Linked DNA regions of Homo sapiens: region 1 is linked to region 2. The links are chromatin contacts, found by Hi-C or POLR2A ChIA-PET in ENCODE. All regions are on one chromosome and are shown on one strand. Each heading gives the region's core, a stretch centred on a gene start or an enhancer-like site at or near the end of the contact. The rest is flanking DNA. Distances are from core to core; before and after follow the strand shown. Region 1 overlaps LINC02935 (long intergenic non-protein coding RNA 2935). Region 2 overlaps VTI1A (vesicle transport through interaction with t-SNAREs 1A).

What was found. A loop is a pair of places that touch in the nucleus more often than their neighbours do. ChIA-PET counts read pairs that join two places held with the same protein, here RNA polymerase II (POLR2A).
Region 1: a loop to region 2 is called in a map of Caco-2, with 6 times the contacts of the local background. The contact joins two enhancer-like sites. A Hi-C loop is called at or near these places in 1 of 168 maps with a recorded cell type or tissue (Caco-2). POLR2A ChIA-PET finds 5 or more read pairs at or near these places in 4 of 52 experiments (A549, A673, HCT116 and 1 more).

Annotation. Positions count from the first base shown.
Region 1 is chr10:112,894,089-112,901,479 of GRCh38, reverse strand. All of the region lies in intron 1 of LINC02935 (long intergenic non-protein coding RNA 2935), which reads right to left. Among named protein-coding and RNA genes, the nearest start is that of LINC02935, 6.8 kb to the right of the region's middle. RefSeq lists enhancers at 1-216, 1,804-2,616. Within about 2 kb of position 2,504, at least 5 of the 41 ENCODE cell types and tissues checked have a DNase peak (open chromatin) inside an H3K27ac peak, as active enhancers do.
Region 2 is chr10:112,809,017-112,816,066 of GRCh38, reverse strand. VTI1A (vesicle transport through interaction with t-SNAREs 1A) reads right to left here. Exons shown (of 8, transcript NM_145206.4): 8 at 1-777. The coding sequence ends at 684. Among named protein-coding and RNA genes, the nearest start is that of LINC02935, 78 kb to the left of the region's middle. RefSeq lists enhancers at 3,117-3,816, 3,817-4,515, 4,516-5,216. Within about 2 kb of position 4,151, at least 13 of the 41 ENCODE cell types and tissues checked have a DNase peak (open chromatin) inside an H3K27ac peak, as active enhancers do.

The sequences.
Region 1 (7,391 bases), core at 1,255-3,754, 87 kb before region 2:
GAGCAAGTTCTCTTGGAACCAAGGGGAGACCCTGGGCACTTGAGGGTGGAGACTGTCAGCAGGCACAGGGAATGGCGGGTGACCTTGAAGGTGAGCCAGGGGAATATGGGGCGTGTTTGATCAAGGTCATACCTGCCCAGGGTCTTGCTGAGAGGAGAAGGAGCCAAACTGGGATTCAAATGCAGGTCTAGGCCGGGTGCGGTGGCTTACGCCTGTATTTCCAGCACTTTGGGAGGCCAAGGCAGATGGAGCGCTTGAGCCCAGCAGTTTGAGACCAGCCTGGGCAACATGGTAAAACACTGTCTCTACAAAAATACAAAAATTGGCCAAGCATGGTGGCTCCTGCCTGTAGTCCCAGCTACTTGGGCGGCTGAGGTGGGAGGGTCACTGAAGCCTGGGAGGTTGAGGCTGCGGTAAGCTGCAATCACGCTACTGCACTCCAGTCTGGGTGACAGAGGGAGACCCTATTTCAAATAAAGAAATAAAAGCAAAACCAAAAACAAATGCTAGCGTGTTTAATGCCAAAACTCATTTTCCTTCTGTGACACCAATCACTTAAGCCCAGTGAAGGAGTTAAAGTCCACACACCAGCCGGGCACAGTGGCTCATGCCTCTATTCCTAGCACTTTGGGAGGCTGAGGTGGGCGGATCACCTGAGGTCAGGAGTTCGAGACCAGCCTGCCCAACATGGTGAAACCCCATCTCCACTAAAAATACAAAAAAAGAAAAAGAAAAAAAAATTAGCCGGGCAAGATGGTGGGTGTCTGTAATCCCACCTACTTGGGAGGCTGAGGCAGGAGAATTGCTTGAGCCTGGGAGGCAGAGGTTGCAGGGAGCCGAGATTGCACTATTGCACTCCAGCCTGGGAGACAAGACCAAGACTCTGTCTCAAAAAAAAAAAAAAAAAAGTCCACAGACCTTGGAGGTGGACTGGGTAGGCTGGTGAGAAGAGTAGGGGTCAAAGATAGGTTGTCACCTAGGGTGGAGGCCTGTCTAGTCCTAACAAGGGCAAGAGGTGCTGTCATTAGCATCTCCTGCACACTCAGGAGCATAGAAAAGCCCCTGTCCCAAATGTAATTACCAGCACTTAGAGTGTGAGTGGAGGCAGGATCTATGAGTAGCAAAATACACAAGGGACGCAAGAGTCACACTTTCCAGATTAAAGAATGAAGGACAAGATGTGGAATAGCCTGGGATGATATTAATGACACTAACCACTGCTTCCTCCACATTTTGAACTTTTCTGAAGCACCAAGCTACATCTTTACATATCCCAGGGTCAGCCACATTTTCTGCAAAGGTCTAACAGGTAAATACCTTAGGCTTTGAGAGCTGCAGGGCCTCTGCTACTCAGCTCCACTGTTGTAGCATGCAAACAGCCATGGACAATCAGTCATTCAAAGGGGGTGGCTGTTTTAAAAACTTTATATAAAGAGACAAAAACAGGCACCTGCTAGATTTGGCCCACACGCCATAGTTTGCTGACCCCTGACATGTACTGTGTCTAATCCTGGCAACAACTCTCCCAAAGCAGTTTTGTTGACTCCATTTTATAGCTAAGTAAACTGGTTCAGAGAGGTTAAGTAACTGTGTGAAGTCACACAGCAGGTAACTACCAAGCCGGAATGGAGACCCAGGTGTGATTCCCAAACTGATGCTACTTATGTCTCGACTTGAGATCAGCCTGATGACATACTTGTGCTTCTGTGAAGCCCTGTGGGGGGATTCCAAACACCCAGGATGACAGACCCCAGGCTTCTGCCTCCCTGCCTGCGGCTCCGGAAGAAAGCTAGAGGCCCTCTACTGCTGTCACCCAGATGCCACATCTCCTCAGGAAGGAGAGGTCCAGAGCCAAGCTCAGGCATGGCCAGTGTTACATAGCTGGAGGCCTGTCTTGGCATCAGCCGCCTGGCGCCCAGTTAAACTTTTGACTTCCCAAATTGGAGAAGTTGAAAGTTCTGCTGGGCATTTTTTTTTTAGGGAAACATTTTTTGGTGTTAATTATTTACCAGAAATGGGTCTGTTTCTCTTTCTCTCTTTCTCATTCTTCCCCGCTCCTGGAATTATCTTCCCTTCAGATTCCCTCCTAACAAAGAGTTAACACTGGGGTAAGAGGCATTTAGTGGCTTCTCTTTCCAGACAAAGGAAAGCTAAAGTGTGGTTAGGGAGAGAACTGGGGGCTCTGGAAGCTTTTCCCTGGAGAAGTTGCTTCCCATTGGCCCGACCTAGCTACCTTGCATCTGATGTATAATTTAGCGATCCATTTCCTGCCACCCACCCAGCGTCGTCTGTTATCTGTGGGTATTTATCGACCCTTTCCCCAAGAAACTGCCTGGAATAGAGATGGGGAAGCCTGACAATCCCATTGTCCGAGAAGTTAAACATTAAGTTGGGCTCAAAGTTTGCTCCCCACCCCCACCCCCTGCTGCCCTTAAATTCCCTTTGGCCACACCTCCTTGCCAGAGCGTGAGGTGCTAATGGCCAGATTTACATCTGTGTAAATCCGAGCTGCGGGCACTAATGAGGCCTGAAGTGGAGGGAGCGGACTGGGGTGGAAACCCGGCTTACTCTACACAAGCCCTGTCAGAGACGCCCAAAACGGAACCCCAGGCCCAAACCCCGCCTCCAGAGTCGAGGCAGCAGGGAAAGAGTTAAACAAGAGGCAAGTGACTCAACGCGCTGCTGCCCTCTCCCTGGAAGCACCTTTCCCCAAGTCCCACAGCGCAAGGGCTTAGCCCAGGACCATGCATAATTGATGACGTCAGCGAGGCCCGATTTCCCCAAGCTGGTCATGATAGTGAATATTCACCTCATCCTAGGCAAGGGCAGAGCACCCTAATCCGGGTCACTGAGCGTCCATCTCAGTCCAGCATTTTGGGGACAAAGGCTCCCACGGCAAGAGCTGGGGTGGAGAAGGGGCATCCATGGGCAGCAGTACCCAAGTTGGTTTCAAGTCAGACTGATGGGGGGTCAGTTTCTTCTCCACAGCTTACTTACTTGCTCTGTGACCTTGAGAAAGTCACTGTCACTTCCTAAGCTGTTTATCCCTATCTGTAAGGTGAAGACGATAATAATTCTACCTCACTTGTAGAGTGTTGGGAAGATGACCTGAGCTAGCACGTGTGAGTGCTTTGCATGGTACCTGGCACAGGGGTGCTCAGTGACTTTATCCATTGCTTTCTTTTTCTTTTTTTCTTCTGAGATGGAGTTTCGCTCTTGTCACCTACGCTGAAGGGCAATCTCCGCCTCCCGGGTTCAAGCGATTCTCTTGCCTCCGCCTCCCAAGTAGCTGGGATCACGGGCATGTGCCACCACGCCTAACTAATTTTTGTATTTTTAATAGAGATGGGGTTTCACCATGTTGGCTAGTCTGGTCTCGAACTCCTGACCTCAGGTAATCAACCCGCCTTAGCCTCCCAAAGTGTTGGTATTACAGGCATGAGCCACCATGCCTGGCCTTATCTGTTTATTTCTAAATGGATGGCCCTAAAGGGAAGTCAGGATTGACAGATGGCAGGAAGACACAGGAATTTGGTAGAAAAGGAACTAAAGAAGTTTTTAATTAAAAAAATTATTTGTATATATTAATGGGGTACAAGTGCAGTTTTGCTACATTGACATATTGCATTGTGGTGAAGTGAGTGCCTTCAGTACCTCCATCATTGGAGCAATGCACATTGCACCCACCAAGCAACCTCCCAGCATCCATCCACTCCCACCCCCTCCACCTCTCTGAGTCCCCATTGTCCATCATTCCACACTCTCCTTCCATGGGTACACATTGTTTAGCTCCCATTTATGAGTGACAGCATGTGGTATTTGTCTGTGCCTGGCTTATTTCACTTAAGATAATAAGCCATCCATGTTGCTGCAAAAGACAGGATTTCATTCCTTCTTTATGGCTGAGTAGTATTCCACTGTGTGTGTGTATATATATATCATATATCATATATATGTGATATATATATAACATGATATATATACATGATATATATAACATGATATATATACATGTATATATAATGACATATATACATACATGTATATATACATATATAACGTGTATATATATACACGATATATATATATACTGTATATAATATCACGTTAAAAAAAAATCCAGTCCTCTGTTGATGGACACTTACGTTGATTCTGTATCTTTCTTATTGTGAATAGTGCTGTGATAAACAGAAGAGTGCAGGTATCATTTTGATATAATGATTTCTTTTCCTTTGAGGAGATACCCAGTAGTGGGATTGCTGGATGGAATGGTTGTTATTTTTTTAGTTCTCTGAGAAATCTGCATATTATTTTTCATAGAGGTTGTATTAATTTACATTCCCACTGTCAGGGTATAAACGTTCCCTTTTCTCTGCGTCTTTGCCAACCTCTGTTATTTTTTGTCTTCTTAATCATAGCCATTCTGATTGGTGTAAGATGATATCTCATTGTGGTTTTAATTTGCATTTTTCTGATGATTGGTGATGTTAAAACTGGAGAATTAAAAAAAAACCCTCCAGGCACGGGCCAGTGCAGAGTCTGGAGGCCATGCTTAGCTCTCCCATCTGGGGGATGCCCTTGGTTTAAACTCTCTGAGCTCAGTTTCTGCATCTGTAAAATGGGAGTGTGGGGGATGCTTACCCTCCTGCCCTGGAGGTTGGAGATGAGCTTCATGTGAGCTAAGGAGTGTGAATGAGCTTTGGAACCCACAATCCCTTCACGAGATGGTTAATTTTATGTGTCAACGTGACTGGGCTAAGGGATACCCAGATAGCTTGTAAAACATTATTTCTAGGAGTGTCTGTGAAAGTGTTTCCAAAAAGCTTGACTATTTGAATCAGTAGACTGAGTAAAGAAGATGGCATCATGTAATACATGGCCTGAATAGAACAAAAAGGCAGAAGAAGGGATATCACTCTCTTCTTGAGCTGGGCCATCAAACTTCTCCTGCCCTTGGACATTGGAGCTCTTTGTTTTCGGACTTTCGGACTCAGACCAGGACTTACACATTAGCTGTCTGACTCTCAGACCTTTGGACTCAGACCAAGTGACATCACCAGCTTTCCTGATTCTCTAGCTTGCAGACAGCAGATTGTGGGACTTCTTGACTTCCATAATTATATGTGCCAAGTCCCACAATAAATCGCTTCCTCTATCTATCTATCTATCTATCTATCTATCTATCTATCTATCTATCTATCATCTATCTCTCTACCTATCTATCATCTCTCTAGCCATCCATTCATGTCTGTATCTCCTACTGGTTCTATTTCTCTGGAGAACCCTGACCAATAACACTTCAGAAATGCAAGGGATTGTTATGGATATCAAGGTATCCATTGCAGTGTGTTCCTGATAATAATGATGGTGGTGATGATACTGACAGCACAAACTCCAAGTTCTCAGGGTCAAGAACTGCTCCTTCTTTGTCACCCTCAACTCCTCCCCAAGACAAGCACAGAGAGGAGCTCAGGACACAATTCACACACACATTTGAACCAGTTCATGTAATGGATCAGCACCACCTCTATGGCTGCATACAAAGACAGACAAAAGCAAGGCAGACCTGCGCTGCCTTCCCAGGCAGAACTGTTCCTCCCCTATATGAGCATCTATTATTCTAGTCCCTCTGCTGACCGCCTGATTCCTTGTAGGTGCTCAATAAATGTGGTTGGATGAACGAAGCATATTACTATTACCAGTTCAGTTCTCTGCTACACACTTTCATAGTTCATTTCCTCTGTAGAAGAATTATTCATTCTTTTTTTAAATTTTTTTATTTTTTGGTCATTGTGATGATTTTAAAAATGGTCACCAATACTTTGATATTCCTTCCACCGAAATGTGGGGCTTTGTCCCCTCCTCTTGGACCTGGGCAGACTAGTGACTGCTTTGACCAATTGGGTACGAGATATAAATGAAACCTTGTGACTCTGCCCCTCATTCTCTCAGTGCTCCCTTTCAAAATGTGTCCCCTGGGGACACAGCCACTAGGCTGTGAGAAGCTGGGGCCACCTGGGGAGGCCACATGCAGTGCTCCACTGCACAGTCCCAGCTTAGCCTGACTCTCCACTCATCACAGTCCAGATGCCACATGCATGAGTGATGAAGCTCCAGGTGATTCCAGTTGATCCCACTTGTCCTCATCACCCCTAAGTTGCACATCTTCTAGCCGATTCCCGAAACATGTGGAACAGAGACAAGCCATGCCCTCTGGGCCTGTCTGAGCTCTTGACCATAGACTCTGTGAGCATAATAAGGTGATGGTGGTTTTCTAGGAGGAAGCTGTGGGTGATCTGCTGTGGTAACTGGAATCTCCTTAGCTTGCATGTCTGCTACTGAAGTGTCAGCTCTCTGAGGGCAGAGTGCAGGTCTGGTTTGCTCACTACTCCTTCAGGGATGGGACTAGGGTGGGGTCAACCGAGTGCCTATGGCACAAACTTTAAAAAGGTGCTCACCTTCAGGACTGTGGGAGTTCAGGGTGAGTGCCTGAGAGCCAGTGCCTCCTTAGATGCCGTGCCTTGGGTGCCCTTCCTGCCTCACCCTCTTTCTGGCCCTGATCCCTGGAGACCAGCAGAGTGCCTGGCCCATAGTAGGCACTCAATAAAGATTAAATGAATCAATTAGTGAAGGAATAAAAGAAACGGACCCTGAAATGATATCTTCCTTGAGGTGGTAATGAAAAGAAGCAGCACTAGACTTGGAATCAGAGGGAGATAAATTCAAATCTCAGTGTTGTGGCTTCCTCACCACAGAAACACGAGCAAGTTGCTTAGCTTCTCAGAGCCTTGCCAAACCCCAAAAACAAAGAGCCTCAATCCAACTCAACCAGAGCCCGAAATTCATCTTTTGGCGGTATGCATTTTTAACAGTTACCCCTCAACTGACACATCTTTTTCCCCCTTAATGGGGAAATTAGTGGCATTAATACTGTCCCAGGGGTTACTGTGAAGGGAAATAACATGTATGTAAAGTGCCTGGCGTGTGTGGGGAATCAACACACATCATTCCCCTCTGCCTCCCCACTCCCTTAAAGTAGGCAACTATTCAGCAATCTCACAAAACTCTGCTGGGTACAACATTCCAGAGCCAGGGGGAGTCACAGTTTGGAAAATCCTGAGTTTGCCCCCATAGGGAGTTTGTTTTCATTTGCTTGCTTTTTTTTTTTTTTTTCCCTTAGCAAAGAGGCAGTATATTGTAGTAATTAGAATCACAGGAATCAGAGACAGCTAGGTTTGGGTTAAATCATAGCCCTCTCTGACTAACTTATTATATAATCAGCCTAAAGTCATTTAAACTGAACCTCAGTTTCCTCATGTAACAGCTGCAAGTAAAAATACTAAAATCTCCATGGCTAAACACAATAGAAATTGAATTCATGATCATATTAC
Region 2 (7,050 bases), core at 2,902-5,401:
CTTGTAGCCAGTAATCAAAGTTGTGAACAGTGAATACTGGGCAGGCTCAGCAAAAAAAATATCTTTGGGTTAAAAAAAAAATTATGCAATAGAAAAACAGGGAAAGTGCTAAGTCAATTTCCTGTACAACCGACATTAAATACCGACCTTTACAATGAAAGCACTCAGGCAGGTTGATGACTATATTCATGAGGCCTGTGTAGGAACAGGGCTGGCTTGCTGGACGGGGTCACTGACTCCATCCCCTGCTTTTTGCTGCATTTTTATCCTCAGACATCACAGAAGAGCTTTTCAGCAACAAGAGGCGGGTGACAAACAGAAGCTCTCGTGACTGACTCATCATGTCCTCTCCCAAACCACGGCCCTTGACACGTCCAGAGGGCTAGGAGTGTCACTGGGGCTATTTTGGCTAGTTGATGACATTAGCAAAAAGGTAAATAAACATTCACCTTCCCCTCTAAAAAACGAATCTGGGTGAAGACAAACCTCGAAAAGGAAACCAACCCACATGCAAACAGGAATAGAAAATATTTTTACACTCTTTGCACTTCAGCCCAACGGCGGTGAGGGAGAGAGAGGGTCACCTGGGGCCTGTCAGCGCAACAGAATGATTCATGTGACCATTTTGTCTTAATTACTCAGAACAAGCTGTTGTTGCTGTTTATCAAGGGAGAGCAGATACATCAGTGTCTTCTGACAGAAAAAGTGATCGCCATCAGGATGGTGATGACCACGATGATCCCTAGGATGACGAGCAGGATGCGGTTCTGGATGATTCTAGGAGACAGCAAAGGAGAAAAAACACACACAGATAAGTGGAAGGCCTTCCCACAAACGCCGTCCGAGGCCAGGTTGGCTAATCAAACGGCAGCTTTGCAGGTGGGGGTGGGGAGCGTGTGTGTGTGTGTGTGTGTGTGTGTGTGTGTGCGCGCGCGAAAGAGACATCACGCAGCTTTCTGGTTCTACAAACGATCCACGAGGAAACGAAAGGCTCCACATGATTGTCACGCTGCCCTCCGAGAAATGCTTACTGCAAAGCTAAGGCGAATCAAATGGCTTTCGAGGCTCAGAAAATCATGTAGCCTCTTTAAGTGATCAAGGGCCCCTTGCGAGCTTCTCTTTCTAATTTAAAAGGCGAGACAAGCCTCATTTTTTGCAGTGTTTCCTGTTAAAGTAAAATACTCCAAGGAAACACATGTCAGCAATGTACTTACCTGCACAAAAATACCTGGGGAAAAGTAAAACAGAGACTAAGGAAGAAAAGGATGGGATTAAGAAACAAGTGTCAAATGTGCAGCTTAGGCTGTGAAACCATCATCTGTCAGTGTGGCTCACGCTCCGTTACGCTAGGAGGAAACGTTACATTTGCTCCATAGCAAAAAAGATGGAAATGAGAAATATACAATGTACTCAAGGTGCCTGTTGTGCGTCTGTTGCTGGGCCTTTACCTCCAGGGATTCTACCTCCCTGGGTTCTGGCTGGGCTGCACGCTGATGGGGAACCAGCAACTTAGAAGGGGGACCAGAGTGGAGACACACGCTCCCAGATGCCTGCAGAGAGCTTCTGATGAGGTTGTTTCATAATTTGTTACCTCATTCGGAGAAAAGAGGTCGAACATCAGAATGCTTTGTTGAGAGTTTCAAAGGGAACCTAGGTCAAACAGCCGTGCCCACGCTCGCTCTCACAGAGCTGCACGGAAATAGAGACATGAGCTGGCTGGCAGTCTAGCCAGCTATCTGTCCAGCTTAAAACCCCACGGCAAACCCCATCCAACCCTCCTCCAAATACCAAGCAGCAAAAGGCCTGCTGCCCTACTCCAGTCACCAAACACTGGACATGGGTCTTCCATGGGGAGGAGCTGGGGAGATGAAGCTGGGCTCCCCACGGAACAGAGACCCCACACCCCTACTTTGTATCTTCACACACAAAAAAATCTTTGCAGGGTATTTTCTACTTCCTAGATGAGTTTATTTCCTGGAAGGATGACATCAGGTTGTAGTTTTAGTCAGATTCCTCCTCACCCATCCCCTTCTTCTCCAAACCTAAACGGTTGAATGGAAACTGTCTTATCAGACCAACCCACTCCCTCGTGGCCCCCTAAAAGGACGAGCTCTCTCTCCTCCTGACAGGTAACAAAATGATCACATTTGCTGACACGTCTTCCGCAAAACTGCCTTAGTGCCTCTGTCCACTCTCCTCGCAGGAGATGAATGGTCCACTTGGTCCTCATTTATCACTCAAGGCTTGGCTAAGATCTGTCTCGTTTAGTTCTTCCCTTCCCCACTAGAAAGTCTGCACTCCGACATTAATTCTTCTGTGATGACAGCTAATTCAGACTTAACAGGCCACACTTACTCAAGAGGCAGGAAGATTCTCTGTCCCCCAAATAAATAAATAAAAACAGGACTTCATGGCTTATGATAGTGAGGCTAATTATCAACACTGATCGGTGCTACTTGGTGGCTCTGTTTAAAACCCAAATTGATTTTTTCCCCCTTTTCTCTGGGAGGGACAGGAGCCTTCAGAATGGTCCCTACACATCCCATTTGCCCAAGTCACTGTCAAAATCTCTATTTACCACAGTCACCCGCATCAGACTTGCAAAGGAAATCAGCAAAATTGAAACTCAGCAGTGAAACAGATTAAAAGCATGAAAACTCTTTAAAATTCTGCCTTAAGTAATCTACAGTAGTGTGTCTCTTGTACAGCTTGGTTGACAACCATTTTATTTGTGGGTTGAGGGCCCCAAGGCATCCATGATGCTAATTTAGAAAGGATTAACTGTGGGTGTTACTTGTTCAATCTGAGGCATGGTAAGAAATATGAATACACAGGAATCCTTAAATCCTCAGCTCTTCCCTAACCTTCCTAATTGGGCTTCACCCCCTCCTTGGTGCACCCACAGGGCCTGGTGGCTTCCCCTCCACCGCCCGCTCTGTTGCTTCCAAGGGCCCAACCTGTGTGGACTGGGACCATGTGGAATTCACCTCTACCACCCCAGCACATGGCACAGTCGCGTTGCACACAGGTACTCAAAAGAGAACTGCCCAAAGAGTGATCGTGAAAGAATGCAGTCTCTGGTAACTGTAATCTTCCATTCAAAGGAGAATGGAGAAGTCTGTGCAATTAATTTGCAGGAAAATCTCAGGAAGTCTGCATGGAAAAGGTTAAAGTTCAAAGTTGAAGCAAGCCCCGTCAAAGATGAAACTTCCTACCATCACGCCTTCTCAGCACTACTTGGTCTTCCCCCTGAAGCTAGAAGGAACTCCTTTGTGCTGGGTGGGGGCGGGGTGTCAGCAGGAAAGGGCATTTGCTTTCAAACCAAATGCTGGCAGACATTTGGGAGGAAGAGTAGAAGGGGATGGGGAAAGAGTTGGAATAGAGAGAGCTCTAAGCAAGCTTGACTGGCTGGGCCATCCACCCCAACCTTGGACCTCAAAGGAGTTGTGCAAATGTGATACCCCTCAGGACCAGAAAAGTGAACTGTCAGGGCATCTGGGTGGATAGGACTGAGCCAGTTTGGAAGGGGGAAATACAGGCTGGCATTGGTGGGCCCCATCTGTGAGGAAGCTTAGTTGCAATCGCAGCCAGGGGCTGCCGGCCTGTATTGCTGTAGGCAAAGCAGAAAGGAATGCAGAGCTCGGAGACAATCAGAAAAACCAGCTAGGCCAAGGGGTTCCCAGCTAGTGAGATGGCAGCGAAGGAACTTGGGGAGAAGCCCAAAGTAACTTCCTCCTAACTTTGGGCAAGGGGAGGGCTTTATGTTGAACTAGGTCTGCAGCAAGCCGTCTTAATCTCCCTTTTGAAAATGCAAAGTGTGTTTACCCAGTAAATAATTTAAGAAAGAATATACACTTGAAAGAAGACATCCATTGAAACAGCCAGGCTAAATTGCCTCCAGGCAAAAACTTGTGCATTTGCATGCTGCATTCTATTAAGTGAGCACACTGTGGCTTTAAAAGAATGCAGAGCCAAAATAAAAGGAATGTGGGCCCGAAACATCAAGGATTCTCCAAGTTTACATTATGAATCACAGTGCTGTTGATACAAGATGAATTAACCATTTACTTTGAGGCTGAACTCACAAAGTACTATTGAAAGTACTGATCCCCATGTGGAACTCAGGGAGCGGTTAATCTTTCCATTGCCAGTCTCCTCCCAGCCTGGAAACGAGCTCCTGCGTGTGGCAGCCGGAATCACAGAAGGCTGGTTCCAGTGCAGGGGACAGGCGCGGCACTGCACCTGGCACAGTTCTCTGCTCTTGCTCGAGGAGCCCAGGAATTCCACTGGAACAGGCATTACGAGTGTTCTCCAATAGCCAGTTCTCCTCTACTTCCAGGCATGGACTGCACTCTTTTTTTTTTTTTTTTTTTTTTTTTTTTTGAGACGGAGTCTCGCTCTGTCGCCCAGGCTGGAGTGCAGTGGCGCAATCTCGGCTCACTGCAAGCTCCGCCTCCCGGGCTCACGCCATTCTCCCGCCTCAGCCTCCCGAGTAGCTGGGACTACAGGCGCCCGCCACCACGCCCGGCTAATTTTTTTTGTATTTTTAGTAGAGACGGGGTTTCACCGTGGTCTCTATCTCCTGACCTCGTGATCCGCCCGCCTCGGCCTCCCAAAGTGCTGGGATTACAGGCGTGAGCCACCGCGCCCGGTCTGCACTCACCTTAATGTTAGGCTTGGTCATGGAACTAGCTTTGGCTAAAGAAATGAGAGCAAAAGTTCTGAGTGTCACTGCCAGCTGGAGGCATCTAACTTCCAGTGTTTGTCTCTCTAGCGGGCTCTTCCTGCGGTTTTGATTTGGGGAGGGAGGGGCTGTATTGTTCCAGAGAGTACAAGTTATAGGATGGTGGTAACATCTTCTGCCTGGATCCTGCAGTCATTATGTAAAGGGCCACTGTCCTGGAGATGCACCTGGACTCCCAGTGGACTTGCGTTAAGCCATTGAGGACTGGGGGTTGTCACTGCCGAATACCATAAGCTCTTTTACCCTGAGTGATAACGCTACCGTCCGCCTCTCAGACAAGACGAGGCATCTGGCCAAGCCAAGAGAGGCTCTGGTTTCATGTATTTCAGAAGCTAAGGTATGATGAAGACTGATAAGATTTTTTTTTTCTTGAAGAACAGGTTTTTGCCTCTTGGTTTTCAAAAGCTGGGAACCTCTTCTGACCTCTTGGTCACAACACTTTTCACTGAAGAATCAGGAGCTTCTTCCAGCCAATGCTCCTGTGTATTGATGACTGATGATATCATGCGTGAGGCCTCACCAGGCCTAGCCAGGCATCCGCTTCCTGTGTACAGCAGATCTACAGTGGCTGCGTTCGTTTCCCTATTCCAAACAGCTGATGCTACCCCAGCTCCAGGGGTACAGCTGTGACTGAGGCTGAGATGGTCAGTACATTCCATGCCCCTGGCCATGGTAACTGGACCAGGAGCAGGCTTGTGACTTAAGTCCATCCAACAGAGTGGATCTCAGCAACTTTGCTTGAAATGCGGGGTCACCTGGACAGTTTGGTGTGTGGATGTCAGGCTGGATCCACTGCAGGCCTTTTGATTCATTGAGGGAAGCCAACCTAAGAAAGAAGCTGACCCACAGTGGGCAGAGAAATAGAACCCCAGTCCTGAAGACAGAGAACTTTAATTTTTAACTTTTTTTTTTTTTTTTTTTGAGATGGAGTCATTCTCTGTCTCCAGGCTGGAGTGCAGTGGTGCGATCTCAGCTCACTACAACCTCCCCCTCCCAGGTTCAAGTGATTCTCGTGCCTCAGCCTCCCAAGTACTTGGGATTACAGGCACCTGCCACCATGTCCAGCTAATTTTTGTATTTTTAGTAGAGATGGGGTTTCACCGTGTTGGCCAACCTGGTTCCAAACTTCTGACCTCAGGTGATCTGCCCATCTTGGCCTCCCAAAGTGCTGGGATTACAAGTGTGAGCCACCATGCCAGGCCGACAGTGAACATTTTTTTTTTTTTAAATCAAACCACCCTTTCTTTGGACTTTAACTTATATGAGAAAATAAACTGACTTTATTTTCCAAAGTCAGTTTGAATTGGGTTTTCTGTTATTTATGACCAAAAAGCATTTTTAGGTTGAGTCACCCTGATTCCAAAACCAGGTCCTTGATCTACGGCATATGTGCATTCTTCCCTCCTCTTCCAAGAGGCATTTCCTGGCTATGTCCCTCTCGTATTCTCCTATCTCCCTACACATCTCTCTTTCCAGTACATTGACTACAGTCCCCAGTAAAAAGTGGACCTTCCACAGTCCGAATTTCTTTTGTCTTTTGTATCCCTGATGCCTAACACACAGCTTGGCATAAATGTTCTCAAAACATGCTTGCTGAGTGAAGAAATGAGAGACTCTACCTACACGTGCTCAGGGTCACGTGGTTATTGCTCTCCTGGTTTCTAAGGACTGCTTGTAGATAAGCACAGCTTTAGGACTTAGCTGTTAGCCACTGTCCCATTAAGGATGCCAGCGGAGTCCCAACTTTTTTACAAGCCTGTGTTCATTAGCTGGAGAGTGGCAGACACTTTACAGGTTCAGAGCAGCATCCTGTACCTGCCTTCCTGCCTGGCCGACTGGCCCTGAATAACGATGCCCCACTTTTGGGGTCTGACAGAACAGTAACAATTAGCAACCGTGAGAGCATAGGATAAATTCTGAGCAGAGGAACCCGGATCTGCTTCTCTCTAGGCACTTCCCAAAACATGGGCCAAGGGAAAGCTCTTTAAATTCTATATCCAATTCAACGTTACTATTCACCAGAAAGAAATGAAAACAGGAGTAGGAGAAACAGTTAATTGTCATCTGCCTCAAACACTCACTTTAATTGGAAGGGTTATTTTCAGAGCTGGGGACATGTTTGCCTCTGAGCTAGAGCTGTGCGGTTATCATGCTGCCTGATAATGCCCATCTTGGGTCTTCTATGTCCTGCATCTCTAGGAGTAATCCTCAGCCCCATCGCGAGAATTCAGGGAGGCTGATCCCACTCTGATTCCACAGATGGACATATGGCCCAGGCAGGCCCAGCCAATGACAGCTCTCTAGCT